2 separate regions of the Homo sapiens genome follow, and region 1 is linked to region 2. A link is a contact called in ENCODE Hi-C data. All regions are on one chromosome and are shown on one strand. The core of a region is the stretch at or near the end of the contact, and the rest is flanking DNA. Distances in the headings are between cores, read along the strand shown. Region 1 overlaps RPS6KA5 (ribosomal protein S6 kinase A5). Region 2 overlaps CALM1 (calmodulin 1).

Region 1 (7,435 bases), core at 2,695-5,194, 440 kb before region 2:
GAGTAAAGTCTACTGTTAAAGTATTCCAGATTTTTAAATTCCAGTGTCCTTGCTGTGGAATCTAGTGTTGGCTTTCTGATGTCAGAATAATCAAACCCTGCTCATATACACATCCAGAAAACTTTTTCTAATGATGATACATTTAGCAAAATCGCAAGTCTTTAAAAATTCTAGTTAAATAGACTTACTTGAGACAAGTGTACATTGTGAAATCTAAAATAAAAATTTGTGACTATATAATACATAATCTTCATTATGTAGGCTATTTCTAAAAACTTAGTTTCTGTGCTGATTTCATGTTAAGTTTTTCAAACGTTAGCAGATTATAATGGCTACAGTAAGTTTTGTTCTAAATCTGGTAGCCATTTATTATTAAATGATTAATGATTAAACATTAATCATTTAATAATTACTTAGGAATTATAAATTACAATGTCAAATCTTCATACATCAGGCTCCTTGCACTATAATTACTTAAAATTAGTTTGCATCAATAGTCTATATAAACAGATATCTTAGTTTAGAGGAAAAAATATTCTATTTTCTAGGTACTTTAATAGTTTGGTCTTGTGAAAATTACATAGGTGTGTGTTTATGTATGTGTATACACACATGTATTGGGGGCTTACAATACCAAATTAATAAGACTGCCCCTCACTCCTTAAATCGACTATCTGCCCTGCCAGTAATCCCCCACCTGTACTGGTATATACAGAGTTTTCTCTGGTACAAATGATTAATCAAGAAAAAGGGTGTGAAATATTTGTGTTCGTTTCTTTTTAAATGAATAATGGGATACACATAAACTAGTAACACCACATTGATTTCCTAAAGACCTAATACAGCTTTAAGAGGGAATAACATTCCAGAGCTCCAGGATTATTTTAATTTAGCTTTCAAGATGGTTACGATTTTGATTTAATATAGAGACTTCATAGTGTTAAATTTTAGGGTTTTTTTTTTTTTTTTTGTATTTTTAGTAGAGATGGGGTTTCACCATGTTGGTCAGGCTGGTCTCGAACTCCTGCCCTGATGATCTGCCTGCCTCGGCCTCCCAAAGTGCTGGGATTACAGGCGTGAGCCACTGTGCCCAACCTAAATTTTAGGTATTTAAAACATCCATTGATGCTTTGTTTTGTTTTTGGGTTTTTTTTTTATTGTTGTTACTTAAGGGATGCATCTTATTTATTTGGTTGACTTTTATCTAGACATCATAAATGTGATGCTTACTTTTTTATTAGCCACTTCATTGTTGATGTCTTAATGGGAGATCTTAGTTTGATGAATCTACTCTTTGAAATTTTAGTTTGATTAGTCATTTGTTTCTGCTAGGTTTTGGCTTTTGTTTTGTTTTTTGAGTGATAACCTAAGAAGTTTCTACAGTGGAAAATATCATTATGACATCTTCATCCCTTATAAAGTTGTTTCATTTAGAGGAATTTTTCAAAGCCTATGTTGAGAAATGGGCAAATTAAGTAAAGCATCATAACAATTTTTTTTATAGTGAACTCATTTTATTTATAGAACGGCAAACACATTCACTCTTTTTGCTAACATCCGGGGCTTTTTTCATTGTGACTGCTTTGCACACTTAAAAATGTTTCTCCCAGGCCGGGCACGGTGGTTCATGCCTGTAATCCCAGCACTTTGGGAGGCCGAGGCGGGCGGATCACAAGGTCAGGAGATTGAGACCATCCTGGCTAACATGGTGAAACCCTGTCTCTACTAAAAATACAACAAAAATTAGCCGGGCGTGGTGGCAGGCGCCTGTAGTCCCAGCTACTGGGGAGGCTGAGACAGGAGAATGGCATGAACCCGGGAGGCGGAGCTTGTAGTGAGCCGAGATCGCGCCACTGCACTCCAGCCTGGGCGACAGAGCAAGACTCTGTCTCAAAAAAAAAAAAAAAAAAAAAGTTTCTCCCAGCAAAGGCTAACTGGAATTTATTTTTGTTTAAAGACAAATACTTTTAATGTGGATAAAATAAAAGTTGGAAGTATGCCTTTCATGTGGCAAACTGGAAATTAGTGGTTAGTACTCCATTGCAGCATTAAATACCAATTCTTTACAATAGGGTGCACATATCAGATGCTGTTTTTCCCTTAACCTTTGCACTTTTCATTGAAAATGTTTTCAAATCAAATCTTGTTTTATTGGGTTTCACATGATTGGACTAATACTTACATATATGCTTCTTTTTAAGGTATTTAGACATTGACAATTAGTTATTTCCTTATGAGCCATAGCTTTGAAAAACCATTTTAGAAGAAATTTCCATTTTTTAAACAAAAGTGTTGGGAGGCCGAGGCGGGCAGATCACGAGGTCGAGACCATCCTGGCTAACATGGTGAAACCCCGTCTCTAATAAAAATACAAAAAATTAGCCAGGCATGGTGGTGGGCACCTGTAGTCCCAGGTACTTGGGAGGCTGAGGCAGGAGAATGGCGTGAACCCGGGAAGCAGAACTTGCAGTGAGCCAAGATCGCACCACACCACTGCACTCCAGCCTGGGCGACAGAGCGAGACTCCGTCTTAAAAAAAAAAAAAAAAAAAAAAAAGTGATTTTTTAAAGAAAAGATACCGATAATTTGTCTTTGCTGTAGATGAATGCCACGTTTTTATATACTAGGACTATTACTGAATAATACTGTTTATTTCTTTAGATCAACGAATATATTAAATTCTGTCTTTTTTGTTCAAATAAACGCTGTGAGATGATTGGGAAGGCTGTGTGTTGAAGTTAGATGCAAAGTTGGACCTTGTACAGTGAGCCTCTTGTGAGAACTGAGCCATGAAAGATAAAGCCTGTCATTCATGTCTGCCTTGGCCTGTGCCCAGCTTTATTAGTAAAAACCATTCAGTTTTTACTAATGATATCTACCAGTATCTAAAGAGAAATACCTTCATCCTCTAGAAGAAAACAAGGTTACCCAAAGAGCTCACTTAATTCCTTCCTTTTTCCCTGAACCCTTGGTTTTAAGTGAAGAGTAAAATGTACTAGATATGACACTCTCTCTGAGTATTACTGAGGATTTTGTGGAAAAGGCAGTTTGGTACTTTATTTCCAGCTTAGCTGCAGACTTGGTGACCCTGAGCAAATCACTCAGCCTCCCTTTGCCTCCATTTCTTCATCTGTAAAATGGGGTTAACCTGTGCCTCCCTGTCTCACCAGCATACTGAGGGATCGATTAAAGAGGATTAAAAAAATCCATAAGGTACACTGATTCCAAAGATGGGTAGAATGATATTTAATAATGAAGACTTTCTGTTATATAGCAATTTAATTTTAAAAGTATCTTTACCAGGCCAGGTGCGGTGGCTCACTCCTGTAATCCCAGCACTTTGGGAGGCTGAGGAGGGTGGATCACGAGGTCAGGAGATCAAGACCATCCTGGCTAACACGGTGAAACCCCGTCTCTACTAAAAGTACAAAAAAATTAGCCAGGCATGGTGATGAGCGCCTGTAGTCCCAGCTACTCACGAGGCTGAGGCAGGAGAATGGCATGAACCCGGGAGGCGGAGCTTGCAGTGAGCCGAGATCACGCCACTGCACTCCAGCCTGGGGGGCAGAGTGAGACTCTGTCTCAAAAAAAAAATAAAATAAAAGTATCTTTACCCACTTCTCTGTAGTGAATATTGACTAGCATTTTGAAGTAGGAACTAACAAAGTATAAAATTAAGTAGATTTTTTATATTTATGGGTATTGTTCTAGTACAAATTTATGGTGTACACTGTCGGTCTGAGTGTGGGTTTAAAATATATCATTGTGCTTGGCTAATTTGTAGAATGTCTTATTTGAATTGACTTCATTTATTTCAGAGGAATGCATAGATGATCAGATCAAACTGTCGTCATAGCAGTGTTTTCAGCACATACGAGAATCTTAGAGTTTAGGAGCCTTAGAGCTCACCCAGTGCAATTTCCTGCCGGAAGCAGATTCCTTCCTGGTGACCTCACCAACAGGTGCTTGTGCAGCCTTTTCCTGAAAACTTTTTGGGAAAGTGGGGGCTGCTACCTCACTACTTTGATGTGTACCTTTTGTTCAAGAACTTTCTAAAACTTGGAGCTAATCATGGGTTATTTCAGAAGATGTAAGCATTTTAAGTTTTTTATTGAATTCCATCCTTATTTAAAAGGCCTGGTTATGTAATATTTTCTGTTTTTTTTTTTTTTTTTTGTATGGTTTCCCACATTGATTAGGTTGTTTTCTTCATTTTCTTAATAGATTAAAAATACTTTCTTCTCTTTCTATTTGTGTCTTCTTCCATTTAGTATTTATGGGAGGGAGCAAGAAGGGAAAGGATGTCTATTTTTAAAATTGACTACAATCATGACTGTTCTTCTTGTCATTCTGTAGCAGCTGGATTTATTACCATCTCTTATTTAAAGGTCCTTCAGAACACGTTGAAGCAGTTCATTTCAGGTCAATGGCTGGTAAGCAATGTCAGGACCTCTGGGGAAGGAGAAGCTGACGGGATCCCAGAGGAAAGAATTGAGGTTGTTTGCTCCCTTGTAGAAAGCCCACAGATCCCTTCCCAGACTAGAAAAAAAGTGCCAGAGTGTCCTGAAACTTTCCTTCTAAGGCACATACTTCAAAGAGACTGGGGATTCCTTTGTTTTAAATATAGGTGGGGTCTCACAGTGTTGCCCAGGCTGGGCTCAAGCGATCCTGCCACCTGGGCCTCCCAAAGTGATGGGATTACAGGCATGAGCCACCATGCACGGCCATGGAGATTCTAATGTGGTGCCAGCTGCCAGGTAAGAAAGCTGTGAGACAATGTGTTGATTTTCCTTTACTACGTCAGGTTTGAGGACATCATCTAGCATCAACGGGTAACGTCACCCTTTGTTCCATCTTTGGGAAATAATAGTAGTAGCTTGTTACTGTTAGCTGACCCCTACATTAGCATCAATAAAGTAAATCCCTTTAACTTTCCTTTTGGCCTTTCCTTTCTCTCTCTCTGCCTCCCCACCAGCCCCGACTCTCTCCTGTGTGCGTACACATCCACACACACCTCCATGGTATTCCTTCTTTCTCCCACCTAAGGGAAGCTGTGCCCGATCTTGCTGCAGTCCAGGTCACCGTACTGAGATGAGTCAGCCACAGACTCTAAACACTAGCAGCGATTAGCCGTATGTAGCCACCAAGTGCACTGTTTTAGACAGGTTTACACAGCTCTTTGCTGTCCACTCATATCAGCTGTGTAGTAGCCCAAGGCAGCCTGTCAGGCAGAAGAATTACCAACCAAAGTGGATCTATTCATAAGATAAAAGATCCGGAGTCCGTGCCCTCTTAAAAAACTTTTGTCTTCAGACATATGGGTGCGTGTTCATCTCTGGCCAAAACTTTGTTTCCAGTTTCAAAGGGCTGGTTGCGAAGGTGGCCTTGTAACCTTTCTGTTGCCGGCTCTGTTAGTTGCCTGATAAGCAGTAGCTAATTCATCCTCCTCAGAATTTGAGAGTGGCATCTATTAGATTCAGACCACCAAGGTGCCTGCGCGGGCTCTCCTGGTTACGACTGAGTCCCCTTTTCTCATCTGTGGGGTGAACGCTTCTATTTGCAGAAATTTGCTTGCATCTTTTTCCTTTTATTTATTATTACTTTTTAGAGATGCGGCCTTGCTCTGTTGCCCAGGCTGGAGTGCGGTGGACTCTTTTCTTTTGTTGATCTTTGCCATCCTCTGCCTGGCTTAATGAGGTTCTTTCCCTGCGTATTTATGTCCCAGGAGCTCACCTTCCCCCTAGGTTTTTAAGAAGGAAGCAGAAAATGTTACAAAGTATAAGGGATTCTATGAAGTCCATAGATAGGATTTGCTTTGGGAGTAGATGATTTCTTCTTATTTTGGTGTAAACATCAATTTGGATGGCAATTAGAATGTCTTTAGCCTCTTTAAAAAGCCCTTCTGGGGCAAACCTTTGCAAGTCACTCAGCTGGCATGTAATGAGATTTTTATTTGCATGGCTTTTTTTTTCTAAGTCTCTCTAGAAGAACATAAGGACATTCTGAACATGCAAGGAATACAGTTATTCTCACATCAAGGATCAATTTTATTTTGTATCTTCATTTTATGTCATTTTCCTTTATTTTATTCACATTAATCTAGCATTAATTCCCCCCAGAGGGAATGATATTTTTGGTTGCTGCCACCTGTGTTATTAAGTGACAGCTTTTCTTTATCTGCTTTTCTGAATTTCATATTTATATACTTTATTGTAGTTTTTTAAAATCTATTCTAGCTGGGCTAGAATCTTCCAAGTATTAATTCATAATGAACTTCCCTCTTCTGGAATTGTTTAGGAGGGCTAATGTTCCATGTTCCCTTCGTTGCTATAGATATGAAGTTATTTCGATGTTCTTTGAGTGCTTTATTATAGCGATAACTGGTACTGCCTTTGATTAAAGGTGAGCTATATGGAGTTAAGCATTTTTATACTAGTAACTATTTATTGAGAATTTTCAGAATTCTATAGCTACTTGTCTTTAACAGTTATAAGAGGCATGTATTTTTTTTTCCTTCATGGTCTGGAAGTTAGTTTTCTCTTTGTTTGGGTAGATCGGAATGAGTTGTTGAGCTGTGTTGAAAACACACATGAATCAAAAAAGCAGATGTATTGTAGAAATGTGATGTTTTCATGTTTCGGGAATTTGACCGGAAAGCTTTATGTATGGGTTTTATTTTTAACAAAGCAGTAAGGGCTTACTTTTTACCAACTTGTGTGTGTGTAAAGATGTATTTGTTCAAGCTTTAAGAATAAACCTGTCAATGTACAAATGCCTGATATCTGACTTGGACTTGTGGTTTGTTTGTTTGTTTGTTTGTTTGCTTTTCGGGGCGTGGGGGTAGGTATGTTGGATCTTGGAAATAAGTGAGAGTGTTAAAGAAGCACAACAATCTGTATCAGTGAATTTACATCTTAGAAGACTCACATTAACTTATGCTTGAATGAAAACCGTGTGTGGATAACTGAATGCAGCGTTTTCTGAACTGCCCTGAAGGACGGCTTAAAAGGAGAAGGAAGCCACTCGCCCATTTAGTGTTCTGAAAGGTCTTTTCCCCTAGGACCCATTCATGCCTCCCTTCATCAAGCCCCCATCCTTCGAGGGTTCCAGAAAATGAGCCCCGGAGCAGATGATTGAGGGAGGGCACGCCTAGGTCTCCATTCCCACGGTTCTTGGTAGCTGATTCCTCAGTCCCCTTGGCTGCCACCCACCCAGTCTTCTGGGGCCCAGTCATTCCTCAGCCCACCCTCCTGCCCCCACTCCCTGAGCCACTTGTCCTTCACTCTTTATCCTCAGAAACTCTCCCACCTTCTATCCCTCCACGTCAGCTTCTCCCAGCCTTCCAAAGACATCATGACCTAACTTGATCGTTTTGGAGGTGGCATCTGTTGGCAGAATAAGCACAGACTCAGATGCTATATTACCTATCTATTGC
Region 2 (7,309 bases), core at 3,190-5,689:
CTCAGCCTCCTGAGTAGCTGGGACTACAGGTGCCTGCCACCACACCCAGCTAATTTTTGTGTTTTGAGTAGAAACAAGGTTTCACCTTGTTGGCCAGGCTGGTCTCGAACTCCTGACCTCAGGTGATCCACCCACCTTGGCCTCCCAAAGTGCTGGGATTACAGGCATGAGCCGCCACACCCGGCCAAGGCTATACATTTCTAAGTACTGCTTAAGTTGTACCTCATTTTGAAATGTAGAATTTTCTTTCATTCAATCCTAAATATTTTCTAGATTTTCGTTATGATTTCTTCTTACCCATGTGTTATTAGAAGTGGATTTTAATTTTCTAAACAGTTATTTTTAAAGTTGTATTTTTGGAATTATTTTCTAGGTCAATATGATAGGATTTTTAAAGTAGTTGTTGAGATTTACCCTATGATCTAACAGGTAGTCAATCCTAATTATCTATTTAATTAATATCTTCTTAATTGATATTTGTTAGTAACTTTATTACACTAATATCATTAATTTGTTGTTTATATAATTATATATTTGTATTTACAATTATATATTATAACCACATAGTTATATTGTTTATTAATTTGTGATTAATAATAGTGCTGATTAATATTTAATATTTCAAATGTGCATTCTCTACTTGCTGGGTCTAATGTTCTATGTATATACAAGAGATCAAACTTGTTAATTCTGTGGTTCAAATCTTCTATTGTCTGGTTGATTTCTCAATTACCAGAAGTATATTAAAATCTCTATAATAATGGATTTCTTATTCTTACCATTGTTAATTCTTACTTGATGCATTTTCATGCTATGCCTGCATCAGTTCTTACATATTAAAGTTGGTATATGTTGTAGGCCAGGCATGGTGGCTCATACCTGTAATCCCAACACTTTGGAAGGCAGAGGCAGGCAGATCACTTGAGGCCAGGAGTTCGAGACCAGCCCGGCCAACATGGCAAAACCCCATCTCTACTAAAAATACAAAAATTAGCTGGGTGTGGTGGCACATGCCAGTAATTCCAGGATTTGAACACAGATGTTTGAATACACAGCCTGGGTAAATTTCACTACATCTTGTTGATTTCTCTCAAAGAGTGGTTTTAAAAAAGAAGGAGCAACCAACTCAAAACCAGTGCACTTAACGAAAACACAACCAGCCAGGCGCAGTGGCTCACGCCTGTAATCCCAGCACTTTGGGAGGCCAAGGCAGGCGGATCACCTGAGGTCAGGAGTTCAAGACCAGCCTGGCCAACATAGTGAAACCCCATCTCTACTAAAAATACAAAAAATTAGCCAGGCGTGGTGGCGGGCGCTTGTAATCCCAGCTACTCAGGAGGCTGAGGCAGGAGAATCACTTGAACCCAGGAGGCAGAGGTTGCAGTGAGTGGCGATTGCGCCACTGCACTCCAACCTGGGCGACAGAGTGAGACTCTGTCTCTAATTAATTAATTAATTAATTAATTAAAATAAAATAAAAAATAAAAAAGGAGCAAAATGTTAAGCCTGACAAGTCGGGAGGGGTCCATGACAGTGAGGAAGACCAAGGTCTGCCTTGTGGAAACAGGATTAGATGTCTAGAGTTAGCTCCACAAGCTGCAATAGCACCAATGGGTGGGGTTAAAAGGAAGCAGATTCCAGCCTAGTAAGAATGTGCTCACAGTTAAAGCAGCTTAAAATGGAATGTTTCTTGGAGAAATAAGAAAAGAATAATGGGAATGTGCCAAATGGCCTTTATTAGGGTATTGGTTAGCTAAATGATGCTGTATTAATACAGCCAGATCTTAAAAATTATATTCAAGAATGTAAAGCGATGGAGAAATGTTCAGTAGAAAAAGTAAAAAAGAAGCTGGGTGCAGTGGCTCGTGCCTGTAATCCCAGCACTTTGGGAGACCGAGACAGGTGGATCACCTGAGGTAAGAGTTCAAGACCAGCCTGGCTAACATGGCAAAACCCCATCTCTACTAAAAATACAAAAATTAGCCGGGTGTGGTGGTGTGCACCTGTAATCCCAGCTACTTGGGAGGCTGAGGCAGGAGAATCGCTTGAACCGGGGAGGGGGAGGTTGCAGTGAGCCAAGATTGGGCTACTGCACTCTAGCCTGGGTAACAGAGAGAGACTCCGTCTCAGAAAAAAAAAAAAAAAAAAAAAAGGGAAAAAGAGGATTTAAAAAGTATGAATACATGATTTCACTTATATGGGTCTAGAATAGGCATATCCATGGAGACAGAAAATATAGTAGTTTCCGGGGATTAGGGGATGGGGGGAAGGAGGCAGAAAGGAAGATGGGAATCACTGCCAATGGGTACAGGGTTTTTCAGGGTGATGAAAGTGTTCTAAAATTATATAGTGGTGATGGTTGTACAACCCTGTCAATATACTAAAAACCACCAAATTGTGTATTTTTAAAAGGTGAATTTTATGGTACATAAATTATATCGTGAGGAGAAAAAGTTATAAGGAGTAAGAAGATTGTAATATATTCGTATATATACAACATGTAATTGTACATACTAAAGAATAGTATGCTTATTAAAAAAAAAACTTACACATACAGTGGGACCCCATGTTGTAAACCCTATCTCTGCATCCATATGGTGAGAAAAAAATTCCAAAAGGAAATACAGAGTCTCAGCTATAGTTTATAGGTTATGGGTCATTTGACATCACAAATTTTAAATAATCAACAGCATTTCTATTAAATTCAGAAAAATGCTTTTGTAAAAATGGGAATGGGTTGGCCAGGCACGGTGGCTGATGCCTGTAATCTCAGCACTTGGGGAGGCTGAGGCGGGTGGATCACAAGGTCAGGAGATTGAGACCATCCTGGCTAACACGGTGAAACCCCGTCTCTACTAAAAATACAAAAAATTAGCAGGGTGTGGTGGTGAGCGCCTGTAGTCCCAGCTACTCGGGAGGCTGAGGCAGGAGAATGGTGTGAACCTGGGAGGCGGAGCTTGCAGTGAGTGGAGATCAGGCCACTGCACTCCAGCCTGAGCGACAGAGCAAGACTCCATCTCAAAAAAATAAAAATAAAAATGGGAATGGGCTGTTAATTAACTTCTTGTCATTGAAAGGGAGAAAGCCCAAGTTCTGCCTTGTGGAAACAGGATTAGATGTCCAGTGTTAGAAGTATTCCAAGTTTGAGAATCACCAGATATGGATACCTGCACTCAGAGGAAGTTTTACCTATATGACCTGTTCCTTTTAACTAAGATATGATTTTATAATTACTTTTTTACTTATTTTCCATTTTTAAAACAATCTATCTCAAATCTTGATTCTGATATGTCTATGCAGGAAAAAATCTATCTTTTGCTAAAAAATGCAGTAACTTAAAAAAAATCACAACTTGAAGGGTATACAAAGACTCAAAATGAAAAATCAGTTTAAAAGCAAACATGCTTACATACAGCCAGGATCTAAAGATCTTGTTGTAACAAAATGTTCAAATAATTATATTGCTAGAGGAAACTCTGGATTTTCCTTTTAGCCTTTGTAAAACTGAAAATAAAACTAAGATATGATATTGAAAAGACTATCTGGGGCTGGGTACAGTGACTCATGCCTATAATCCCAGCACTTTGGGAGGCCAAGGCGGACAGATGACCTGAGGTCAGGAGTTCAAAACCAGCCTCGCCAACATAGTGAAACTCCGTCTCTATTAAAAATACAAAAATTAGCCAGACGTGGTGGTGTGCGCCTGTAGTCCCAGCTACTCAGGAGGCTGAGGCAGGAGAATTGCTTGAACCCAGGAGGCGAAGGTTGCAGTGAGCCAAGATCACACCACTGCACTCCAGCCTGAGTGACAGAGCAAGACTCTGTCTCAAAAAAAAAAAAAAAAAAAAAAAAAAATTATCTGAGCCAAGGCACAGTGGCTCACACTTGTAATCCCAACACTTTGGGAGGCCAAGGTGGGAGGATTTGTTGAGCCCAGGAGTTTGAGACCAGCCTAAGCAACATGTGAAACCGCGTCTGCATAAAAAAATTTAAAAATTAGCTGAGCACAGCAGCACATCCCTGTAGTCCCAGCTACTGGGGGGGCTGAGGTGGGAGGATCATTTGAACCTGGGAGGTGGAGGCTGCAGTGAGCTGTGATTGTGCCACTGCACTCCAGCCTGAGTGAGAATGAGACCCCACCTCAAAAGAGAAAAAAAAAACCCCACAATCTGAATGTGTCAATTCACACTCATTCCTAAGGTTCCTGACACAAAGAACATAATTCTCATGAGGAAAACTGCCACTTGATTTAATCAGAGTTCAGGGGCTTTAATGGGAGTTCTGGTCCATGAGCTAACTCCTCCCACTCCTTGGCAGAGAGTTGAGGGCAGTGGGAGAGAAGCACCAAGCTATAAAAAGCTTTATGTTTTATTTCCTTCTAAGGCATCCTGAGTCATTGGGTGCTCCAGCCCCCCAGTGCCCGGGAAAGTTCAGCTTGAATCGGAAATGTGTGTGTGTTTTTCTAAACCGGAGCTGCTGAAAACCAGATGATGTCACTTGGACTGAATCCCTTACAGGCCCAGTGGTAGCCTCCTATTTCCGTCCTGGGAGAATGGAAGTCACTTAACAATCAGTTTCTCTGACCCAGGTTCCAATATTACATCACGTCTTAATAGCAAGCTTAACCTCCACTCCACCTCCAACATGAAGCTGGTGAGAATTTTTAAATCCCATTTGTCATCTCAAAGGACACAGCACTCCTACACAATTTTGCCTCCCATCCTTTAGGCTGCAATTTCATCTATCTAAACACAAAGTGATGCCAAACCAGGTCGGTCATAATCCTAGAAAGCCACAGGCAGAAGGTACCAAGTCCAATATGATCTTACCAAGGAGGATACCAAGGCCTGGGAAAGGTAAAGAACCTGCCTGAGGCTGGAGGGACAGAACCAAATCCAGAAGCCAGGTCTAAAGCCTCAGAGCAGAGGGCCGTCTCCACGGTGATGACCATGTCCTTATAGTCCCAGCTCCTATGTGCAGGAGGGGCTCTTTAAATGCTTTCTGGAGATGTGTCTCAAGCCTTCTGTCGAAAGCAGGGCCTTATCCCGCCCCGCTTTTCAGCCCTCTCACTCCTTCTGGGCAGAGTGGGAAACACACGAGGCAGCTGGAAAAGGCCTTTCTGGAAGCAAAGGGGGCAGAAGCAGGCAGCCTCTCCTGCTACATCTAAGAACCAGGGTCTGGGCCAGTGTTGACTAAGGGGAAGGCTTCAATGCCAAGGTCCTAAATTGTACTTGCATCCCACCCCACTTTCCTCAGCTGTCCCGCTCTTGACATGAACCAAGGTATCATCTTGGTTGTCATCTAAAATTCCCATCTTATTGAAAAAAATGTATTTCTTTATACAAGTCCTAAAGAGGCTTGGATTGGGGTTAAAAGGAAACTAATCCTTATGGTGTAAATTTTCCGCATAAAAAGCAAGCATGGACAAGTTAATAGGCTAAGAGAATAGGTTAAAATGTCAGCTATTAACACTCAAACTACTTAAAACTAGGGTAAGACGGTTGTGGGATGTGTCTACGGTTATTTCTGGCCCCTCACTCTCACAGTACTAGAGACCCAGTGAAATTACATCTGAGGGCAGGTCTATCTTGTTGAGAGCAAAAGGAATTGAAAGCTATGCAAGCTAGAAACCTACACAGTTCGCAGTTAGAGATGAAAGGCTGCAGAAATGTTTATTGAATACAGTGCCAGGTTTATAAATAAAACGTATTTACAATTTCCATAGAGTTGGTCCCCCATCAGAGAGGTGGTTAAATCTCCAAACAGTTTATCTCAAGATTTACAGAAACGTCCAAGTACATCTCCTTTTCAAATAGCCATGGTGAAGGGCAACTTCAGTAACAAAAGAACTACCACCATCTTTGCTACAGAAGTGTTTAATAAACATCATAATAGATTTGGAGAAAGAACACACACTCCACCCATGCCACTACCTTCTTACTCCAAGGGATACAGACAGCAAAGAATTTCTGTCTCCTACAGGACAACTTCAGGGGATTAAAAAAACAGTAACTGCCAGCTGGAGGGATAGATTAAGACACATTAGTGGAAATCTAGTCACTGCCAAAGGAGAAATATATTTAGGATATACAATAAATAATTCAAATGCTTAAAATAATTGAATGAACGGAAGAGTAGACTTGACCAAATTTACATTCGTTGTTCAGGAAGAGATTCCCAGTATGCTGAGGGGTTCGTGGTAAGCTATTCCTCTGACGAGACACAGCAGCGCTGGGCCTACTGCACAGCCGTTCATTACAATATTGTTACAAGTACAATCAGACATGCATTTATAAAGAGAATATAAAAATATGTACAATAGCTCATTTTCAATGTGTGTAAGTTGCCGAAAGACACCAATGAAAGTGTGCAAAAATTCATTTGTCAAAAAATCAGAAAAAGCCTTCCTTGGCAACAGTGCATCAAAAGCCCATCTGAAATATCGAGATCCATTTGCCTCGCTCAACACCTACCCCAAACAGATGGAGAACAAAACTATGAAAGGGTTTGCCAAGTACTCAGCAGTTTCTTATGGCAAGTCTCAGGCTAAAGCAGGATGCCAGTTCAACTAATCACTTTATATATAAATATATGTATATATTTATAGAGTAGTTAGAAGTAGGGGCAAGAGTTTACAGGAAGGTCCTAACCAACTTCAAGGGCACTGCCAGGACACCCAGCTATTTCCTCTCACAAACTCATGCAGACTAACACCCAACGCCTGGGCTGGTCATCCCCCCAAATACCAGGGCGGAAGGCTACAGTGGATTCTGCCTCACCTCTGCTCAAAACTGGAACTCAGCATTCCCTGGAGGGGGAGGGTGTAGGGTTTCTGGTTCCCAGACAGGATCCTGGCCATACAAGAATCCTGTTTCAAAGGTAGTCTTTTAGGATACGCTGCAGGACCACTAAGAGTCCACCCAGCTTCTAAAGACTTGAGGGTTAGAAGGCTACATTTCGAAAAAACAAGTCAAATATCCCCCTCCAGCCCCCTTTGAAACTACCGAGAGGTCATCGACCACAGGCCTGAGACTGGGTCAGCAATCAGGCTCTTTGACCACCCCCTGCCACAAGAAATATCCAGGACATTAACTTACTCAAACCAGGAACCCTATCTCACCAGAAGAGAAACCCCAAGGTAACCTTAGGCATTCCTTTCAGATTCAGGTAATTACAAAAGCCAACCCTTAGCTCATAGTGTCAACATCTCCTCTACCAACCACCCAGCCCAAGGACCAGTAGCAGAAGCACATGGGCGATGTCTCCCCTCCACTGCTCTGACCCACCCCTCTGGCAGAAAATCTAACAA

What was found. A loop is a pair of places that touch in the nucleus more often than their neighbours do.
Region 1: a map of endothelial cell of umbilical vein shows a loop between it and region 2 (3-fold over the local background). The contact joins two enhancer-like sites. A Hi-C loop is called at or near these places in 1 of 168 maps with a recorded cell type or tissue (endothelial cell of umbilical vein).

The regions. Positions count from the first base shown.
Region 1 is chr14:90,847,205-90,854,639 of GRCh38, reverse strand. RPS6KA5 (ribosomal protein S6 kinase A5) reads left to right here. Exons shown (of 17, transcript NM_004755.4): 17 at 1-6,779. Among named protein-coding and RNA genes, the nearest start is that of LINC02321, 23 kb to the right of the region's middle. RefSeq lists an enhancer at 4,392-5,158. Within about 2 kb of position 3,944, at least 3 of the 41 ENCODE cell types and tissues checked have a DNase peak (open chromatin) inside an H3K27ac peak, as active enhancers do; they include endothelial cell of umbilical vein, where a contact is called at or near this core.
Region 2 is chr14:90,406,606-90,413,914 of GRCh38, reverse strand. CALM1 (calmodulin 1) reads right to left here. Exons shown (of 6, transcript NM_006888.6): 6 at 5,647-7,309. Among named protein-coding and RNA genes, the nearest start is that of CALM1, 13 kb to the right of the region's middle. Within about 2 kb of position 4,439, at least 16 of the 41 ENCODE cell types and tissues checked have a DNase peak (open chromatin) inside an H3K27ac peak, as active enhancers do; they include endothelial cell of umbilical vein, where a contact is called at or near this core.